Linked DNA regions of Homo sapiens: region 1 is linked to region 2. Evidence: read pairs that join two places in POLR2A ChIA-PET (ENCODE). Cell type or tissue: GM12878. All regions are shown on one strand. Links, peaks and the distances in the headings refer to the core of each region. The heading gives the core; the rest is flanking DNA. Region 1 has its middle 13 kb from the start of CAHM. Region 2 has its middle 430 kb from the start of QKI.

Region 1 (4,392 bases), core at 122-4,121, 440 kb after region 2:
TGTATTCCATAGTCTCAACTTTATCTTTACAGCATTCATTCAAGAAAGGAAATAGGGATTACATGAGGAAAAAGAGAGCAAAGGAAAAAATTTCGATAAAGGAAATTGTCCTCCCTTCCCCCCCACCAAAAAAAAATTCTCCTTTGCTGGAAAGTGAACCTAAAAGCAGTTTTGCTTTTCAAAAGTTTTCTAAACACACACACATACGCATACACACACACACACGCATACACACACACACGCACACACGCACACAGTATTTCATGGCCTGTGCACCAGTTCTTGCCCTGCCGGCTCAAGGTCTAGCTTGTTTTTCCACCCCATAGTGTCAGGCAGGTCCAGCCCTCCTTTATGTCCTAGAGTTCGTGTTGGTGCCAGGCAGCTTCAGATTCTGTGCCCCATTTGAAATCATTTGCAAGATCTGAATTGTTAAAGAAAATACCCTGGTTCTGAGTAATGCTAACCACTGGAAAATATTAGAAAACATTTCAAAATAAGAGGGTCCTTGGATCTGTTATTTATTTCTTATTGGAATTGAATTAAATTACTGGTCGACATCACAAAACTAAAAATCTTTGTCATTCACCATATATTTTTCCCCTTTAAGAATCAACAGGAAGCCCCAGAGCTGGGGAGAAACCTTCCTACTAAGTGAACTTCACCGTTTGCTCTACCTGGGCCTGACCTGCACGGTAACCAGAAGCTTCCTGGGCCCAGCAGTTTCAACCAACTATTTCAGGAACCCGTGCTCACCCTTGGCAATAACAAGCCTCAGGTGATTTCAGCTGTCAAGTGTCTCTGATCCCCAGATTCTTACAAGGGAGCTTTGCAAAGCTTGTAGTCTCTCCTTCCTAATTTAATTTAAACTGCACTTGTGATAAAGAGGTAAGTGCGCGGCTTCTCCCTAATGCTACCACGAATTTCTATATGACACAGATCCTCCTTGGGGCTAAGAGTGAAGTGCTGGGAGTCTAAAAAGAACTGTGTCCATCCCCTGTGTCCTATGGCGTCTCCAGGGAGCTGCCATCCACCCAGCCCCCTCCCACCTGTCTCTTTTCTCCTCGGCCAGCCCCCAGCATGGAGGTGCCTACTGCACCCAGTGTCTCTGCCAGCCTCTTCCAGGGCCCACTGCAGAGCCAGGCACAGCTTCCCCAATCTCTCCTCATCCCTGCTGCCTCCAAAACAAACACAAATTAGAAAAAGGACATAGGAGTTTTGGTTATAGAAAGGTCAAAGAGTTTTAAAAATTACCGACATTGGGAAAATTACAAGGTTGCTAAAGAATCTGAAAAAACTACCAGCAGTGGTTCCCAGAGCTTGACCTCATTTATGTTTCAATGGAGACCTGGGTCAACTGCTTTGAATATTTCCGAAGCATTCTTATTCATCTTTTGTGTAGCTAGAGGTTGGTCTGCGCACGTTTGCTGTTACCGAGCTGTGCCTAGCTCTTGGGTCCAGGCCCAATCCCTGACCCTTTAACAAAGAAGACACTTCTCCTTCTCCCCTACAAAGGCCTCTCCCTTGGGCTTTAGGCTACTTGTTTTGACCTTCAGTTTGCCACCAGGGTCCATCATGGAGACCTCTTGGTTGAGGTCTTAGGGCTCTGCCCTCCTACCCCTCCCCCACAAAGATGTCCCCTCCGGGCCATTGTTCCCTTGCACTTGTCTTCCGTGTTCCTCCCTGATAGCTCTGTGCCTCTAGCGTACAGCACGATGTGGGTCTCTGTTGTTGAATTTAAATTGGCCCAGTGAGGCAATACAGCACAATGGGGAAAAGCTGTGTCTCGACTGGGTGCCATCGGGCAGGCAGCTTGAGCTCAGCCGTCCTCAGTCTTCTCAGCTGCAAAATGGGGATGCTAATTGTGAAAGGGAAATTAAAAATCGGGACCACAATTCACTCTGCCAAAAGAAAAATTAAGCTGAAAGCTGAGTCATGCAAGATGCGGCCTTTCCTTTTGTTCCTAAGCAGAGAGCTACAGATAAAAGCTTCAACATCTCCACAGGTAGCTTCTCAGTGTTCACCTTATGTTACATAAATTGCCAATTTACTGAGCACGATTTACTGAGTAGAGAGGAATACGTAACGACGATTCCCCTACCTGCTCCTTTTCTCTTTTCCCCTTTAAATATTGAAGCCCTCAAAATCAAGATTGGAGAAAGGCACACACCACAGATTGTTTCTGTGATTCCATGTTTATTTCTTCTGGGCATGTCCTTAACCTTGGGAAAATAAACTTCTAAATTGATTGAGACCTGTCTCCAAAACTTTTTGGTTTACATAATAATGCCCATTTTATCATGCTACCATGAGGATGACATTGGGCAATGATAACCCCCGACCTATGCCTGGAATACAGTGATTGCTCAATAAAAACTGGTTCTTATTATAATTCTTATTAATGTCTTTTTTAAAAAATCAATCTGCTCACTGATTTTTATTCTTTCTTAAAAAAATAGACTACCTTTAGACTGCCTCCTTTCATCATGCACAATGTGAGGCATTGGGGGTACAACGGGAAGTAATTGTCTCTGCCTTCCAGGAATTCTGCAGAGTGGTAAAGAGGGCAAGTACCAAAAATTACAGAGCAATGAGCTAGGTCTTGCAATGGGACTATCCTTGGTCTCCTGTGGGAATGTTGGATGAGAAGCAACTAACTCCACCTGAGGACTAGAACAGGGAGAGGCTGTGGAGAGAAGACTCCTAGAGGAGCTGACAAGAGTCAGACTGGACAAGACCAGAAGGGAATTGCCACAGGGGGAAGGAGGAAAGAAGGTCTTGCCCGGGGAAACCGTGGGTGCAGTCAGCGGGGATGGCTGGTCGTGCCCTCCATGGCCCTGGGCTGGTACAACAGTTGTTCTAATTTAATCTGTGGATCTAGTCTCCTTAGTAGTCATGCAGACTCAGTAGAGAACAACATTATGGAGCCTGCTTCTGTGAACATCCGTCTTTCAGCTTCAAAGCTCTACCTCCAGAACAGCCTTCCTTCGCGGCACAGTGCTTCACCTGAGGAACATATTAATAATATGACTCGCACTGTTTGAGCGCTTTCCATGTGCCCGGCACAATCTGGGCCTTTCAAACATCATCTCACGCAGTCCTCTCAAAAGTAATCCTGTGTGGTCATCTCGTTCTGTGTCAAATCCCGGCTCCAAACAGTTTCTACGTTGGCCCTTGGGCAAGTAACCTCACTGTGCCTCTGTTTCTTCATCTTCCAAAGGGGATGCCCAGCCCACCTCACAGGTTGATAAGGGGGCGATGGGAGTTAATATATGCAGAGCCCTTAGAACAGTCACCAACACGTGGTAAGAACTCAGTAACTGCTATTCGTGTGCCACTGCACATGCCTCTAGAGTTTTTTGTTTGTTTGTTTGTTTGAAATGGAGTCTCCCTCTGTCACCTAGGCTGGAGTGCAGTGGCACGGTCTCGGCTCACTGCGACCTCTGCCTCCCGGGTTCAACCAATCCTTCTGCCTCAGTCTCCAGAGTAGCTAGGATTACAGGTGCCCACCACCACGCCCACCTAATTTTTGTATTTTTAGTAAAGACGATGTTTCACCATATTTGTCAAGCTGGTCCCGAACTCCTGACCTCAGGTGATCCGCCTGCCTCAGCCTCCCAGTGTTGAGATTACAGGCGTGAGCCACCACGCCTGGCCAAGTGCCTCTAGATTTTTGACCCATTTGCAGAGTAGTGGGAAGAGGCAAAGATTGATAGCAGTTCAAAATTGGTTTTCTCTTGCTCTTGGGCACATAACTATTTCCATTTCCCACCTCCCATATGGCCATGTGTCTGAGTGCCAGCCAGTGGAATAGGAGCTGTACTCCTTCCAGCCTGGCCTACAAATCCGGCCCCTGCCTTCACCATCAGCTGTCTCATTCAGGCTAGAGGGAAAGGAGATGTGTTGAAGATGTGAGTCCCAAAATGAGAGCATGGAGAAGGTCATCCTTCAGGCCCGTCCACTGCACGGTTCCGTTGCGTAAATAAGAAACAAGCCTTCACACACTTGGCGAGCAGCCTAGCCAGCTTTTACTAACACGTGTGTGTCCAGAGCTCAGGGAAGGGCCAGCCTTGCAGTGCCTTGTGGGAGATACAGCTGTGGTCTGCTCAGCAGGTTCTACTTCCTCCTCCTCCTCCCCGTAAGAAACTCCCTCTCTTATGTGAGAATCTACAACATGATTTGCTGTGGCTTAATTTCTGCACCACCAAGTTGGCAGGCAGTGCACACACAGCCGAGGCTCCGAGCCATTGGCCACATGATCAGTTCTGGGGCAGCCTCTTGACCCATAATCAGTTATTGTGGCCTAATCAATTATTGCTGAAGCATTCAGGAGAAGGGGATCTCTCCTTTTGGGTGAGATTGCTGGCTTTAGAGGATGCAGATATCCTATGGATT
Region 2 (4,392 bases), core at 83-4,082:
CCCAGATAATGTGCCTCCATATGCACTGTGATGTTTTCCTCACTTCACTCCCACCCTACAAAACCTTAAGAACCCCTTGTTCCTTGATAATTAAGGTTTTGGAAACATCTCCATTAAAGGTACCCACTTCCCACGGCTTTATAACCATGGCATAAAACTTCACCTGGAATCAAAGGAAACAAGAACCATTTTCTACAAAGCATCGTTATTTTTTTTTTTTTTTTTTTTTTTTGAGATGGAGTTTCGCTCTTTCACCCGGGCTGTAGTGAAGTGGCGCGATATCCGCTCACTGCAAGCTCCGCCTCCCGGGTTCAAGGAATTCTCCTGCTTCAGCCTCCCGAGTAGCTGAGATTACAGGTGCACACCACCATCCCCACCTAATTTTTGTTTTTTTAGTAGAGAAGGGGTTTCACCATGTTGGTCAGGCTGGTCTCAAACTCCTGACCTCAGGTGAAGCACCGTGATTTTAAAACAGTGTGAAAGAATGTATCCAGTGGCTTGTATGCTGTGTATGACTGATTATACCAGCCCCACTCTGTAACTTGCTGATCAGGATCCAAGGCAGAAGAAATCCCTGTGGGTTTACTCTGAGAGAGATGATTTATGCAACTGGCTTAGTGGGAGCAGGTTATACTTTTCTGTGCCCTTCAGAAAAGGGGGGCAACATATGTGGAGGTTCCAAAGCAAGAAACAGATCAAACAGAACGCAGAAAACTTTCCTAACAGCTATATGAAAAAGAGCCTCAGTACCTGAAATAAGTCACCAAATAGACTTTATTCCAATTTAATCTCTGATTTTCTTGTGCCACGTAACCTAGACAGCTTGCTGGAGAACATAGCTTTCAAGCAAAATCCTGAAATGTAAATATGTATGAGGTGACAGACACAAAGAAAATGAGAGAGAATCACAACAGAAGCACAACCTCCTCAGTTAGGCAGTGCCATGGAAGCACATTCCTCACAACTGATTAAAATACACGCTTCTCTTCCAAGTGACTTGGTTCCTATTTTAGAGAAGGTCTTGAATAGCTGTCTGATATATAAAGCAAGACCAAAGAAGAGAAGGATGAACTCACACCCAAAAGATCCCGTGAAAACTCAGTATCTACACACAAGGTCATTGCAGAAAACCACACACAGCCTTTTCCCTTTTCATTAATTTAAACGGCTGCTATAGTCCTTTTCCACACGTGAAAAGTCAGGGGCATCCTTCCATCCAGAGAACTCAGCATTCCAACTCTCTCATCAAGTTAAATCAGTGTCATAGTGGCATTTAGTCTCTTGGCTCCAAAAGTTGATATATTTAAGTGTAGGGTACTTTCTGGGCAAGCATGTGCAGGAAACGATATAATAAAGGGTGGAGCAAATGAATCCAGTTAGTAAACATTTTGAAAACCCACACTGCACAGAACACCATTTCCAGCTCTAAGAGAGGGAGGGAGGGCGGGAAAAGGGTAAAGGGAGGAAAGGAGGCAGAGAAAGAGAAAGAAGACAATGAACAAAAGGAAAAAGAGAAAAATCCCTGAAATAGGCTGAAACTATGATAAAGTCTCAATAAGTGGAATTTACAAGAAAGTATAGAAGAGAATTAGTAGATAGAAAGATATCCCTAGCCATTCTGTGAAAACTTACCTTGTGAGGAACTGAAATAATGAAAACAAGATTGGAGGTAACCAAGGATGTCAGCCACAGCTGGCAACCAAAGGGAGTCACTAATCAAGCTGTTTCATGTTCTCAGGTGGTGAGAATGACCAGCTCCCAATCATTAATGCTAACTGTTGCTGTGTGGAGCTTGAAGTCTCTTCAGTTTTTCCTTTGCTGAGAACTTTCTGGTCACTTTAAAGTTCTCAATACCTCTTTTGGTGGGCAAAAGTAGCAAGAGAAAAAAAGAAAACCCATTTTCTTGCTGGCAAATAGCCCTCACTTAATGTTTGGTTAGAAACAAATGGGAGACATGAACCAACAACACTAATGCGGGGGGTGGATGTAGGCTGACTGTGCACAGGCTCACTGGTGGCCCAGCCAGTGGCATTTGTGAAGGGAGCACCCGCTGCACTGAACATGAGGGGAGTTGGATACCGGCCAAACAGCCATCACACCAGCCAGGATCATCACACCAGCCAGAGTCTGATCAAACAGGCCAGAATCATCACACCTGCCAGAATCATAACACTAGCCAGGGTCATCACACCTGCCAGGCTCATCACACCAGCCAGAGTCATCAAACCTGCCAGAGTCATCACACCTGCCAGGGTCATCAGACCAGCCAGGGTCATCACACCAGCCAGGGTTCTCACACCAGTTGGGGTAATTACACCAGCCAGAGTCATCAAACAGGCCGGAATCATCACACTTGCCAGAATCATAAATAACACTAGCCAGGGTCATCACACCTGCCAGGGTCATCACACCAGCCAGAGTCATCACACCTGTTAGAGTCATCACACCAGCCAGGGTCGTCACACCTGCCAGAGTCATCACAACAGCTGGGATAATTACACCAGCCAGAGTCATCACACCAGCTGGGGTCATCACACCCTCCAGGGTCATCACACCTGCTAGAGTCATCATGCCTGCCAGAATCATCATACCAGCTGGGGTCATCACACCCTCCAGGGTCATCGCATGTGCTAGAGTCATCACACGTGCCAGCCTGCCAGAGTCATCACACCATCTGGGGTCATTACACCAGCCAGAGTTATCGCTGGGGTCATTACATCAGCCAGAGTCATCACACCAGCTGGGCTCCTTACACCAGCCAGAGTCATCTCACCAGCTGGGGTCATTACACCAGCCAGAGTCACCATACCAGCTGGGGTCATTATGCCAGCCAGAGTCATCACACTAGATGGGGTCATCACACCCTCCAGGGTCATCATACCTGCCAGAGTTATCATACCAGCTAGAGTCATCACACCAGCCAGAGGGCAACAGGAGTGGCTCAGGGAAGGGAAGATGATTCATCAGGCACAGGCCAAAAGGAATGAAAATAAAAATAAGTAAATAAGGAAGAGCTGGAGGGATGTGAAGATGGCATATTATTTTTATTGTAAGTGACATCAGTGAAGGCAGGTATTTCAGGGTAGCCAACTTGGCTCAGGACCGAGAGTTTTCCTGGACTTTCAGTGCTAAAACTATCCTTCTAGACTAACCAGAACAAGCAGCACCCTAGGTGTTAAACAGAAAACCTAGAAGGAAAATGTGTACCTTTGAATTTTTCAATTTGCTCTTGGGTTTGTGAAACATTAACCTCTTACAGCTGCCTAATGTTTTTTAGGTCTAGGCTTAATTCTCCTGACAACAGTACCACCTACATAGCAGAATGCATGAAGAGTTCACTCTGGATACAAAGTAAACAACATGGAAAGAACAGAATTAAGGACAGACTAAGGACGGCTTGTCTGGATTGGGGGAAAATCTACATTTTATATTTTTGAGATAAGCAAATGTATTATTTTCTGATACTTCAAAGATGCCAACGTTGACAACTCAGATTTGATTTCTTTTTAGAGAAGGGGTCATGCAACATTGCCCAAGCTAGAGTGCAGTGGCTATTCACAGGCATACTCCCACTACTGATCAGCACAGATGTTTCCACCTGCTTCATTTCCAACCTGGGCTGGCTCTCCTCCTTCTTAGGCAACCTGGTGGTCCCCCACTCCCGAGAAGTCACTATATTGATGCTGAACTTAGTGTGGACACCCAATCAGCATAGCTCCCAGAACTCCTGGTCTCACGCCATCCTCCTGCCTTAGCCTCCCAAACAGCTGGGACTACAGGTGTGTGCCACTACACCCAGCAAATTTCTGAAGTGAACTGCTTCAGTGAATAGATTAAAATGATATGTTATTGGCAATTCTATTGTTTTTAAGTAAATGTATCCTAAAATACTTGGGGGAGATTGAAAACAGTTTGGCTGAATCTTTAGTCACAGAGGATAACTTCTCTTTATAAGGTGTTTCTGCTCATCAGCAGAGGATGGAAGTCATGCAAGAGAGGACTGAAGAAAAGGCCTTGTGCAAAAGACCATGATTGATGTCAAAGCGATGCCCCAAGGAACGAACCCATTATACCTGGGCATCCAGGACCCTTCTGCTTTTTCACTATGGGATAGCATGAAAGTGACTTCAAGACATTGAGGCTGCCAAGGCTACCCTATGCTCTAAAAGTAGATTACAGTGGATGCTGGAGACACACAATTGCAATAAACCCAAAGATGTGTGGCATGGTGATGGCTTGGAGAAGAATATGGTCTTGCTCAGGTGTGAAACATTTTTTCAAATGAAATAATTCAACCAATGAACAACGTTATAAGTCTGGACTAGCTCCAAGTCATTGGATGCCCAGCAAGGTCATCAGTCTTAATAGCCCTTTTTGAGGGTTGGTTTTTCC

The links. Peaks named below come from ENCODE experiments on the same cell type or tissue, not always from the same donor. Only the 100,000 strongest peaks of a DNase experiment are listed, where the experiment ranks them.
Region 1: POLR2A ChIA-PET joins it to region 2 with 7 read pairs; 2 of 35 experiments call an interaction of 5 or more read pairs at or near these places.

The regions. Positions count from the first base shown.
Region 1 is chr6:163,398,672-163,403,063 of GRCh38, reverse strand. No RefSeq gene overlaps it. Among named protein-coding and RNA genes, the nearest start is that of CAHM, 13 kb to the left of the region's middle. In GM12878, for the core only: no CTCF peak of the experiment used is centred there; no DNase peak of the experiment used is centred there.
Region 2 is chr6:163,839,969-163,844,360 of GRCh38, reverse strand. It overlaps the pseudogene RN7SL366P. Among named protein-coding and RNA genes, the nearest start is that of QKI, 430 kb to the right of the region's middle. RefSeq lists an enhancer at 1,816-1,865. In GM12878, for the core only: no CTCF peak of the experiment used is centred there; a DNase peak (open chromatin) is centred at 1,760; H3K27ac peaks cover 502 bases.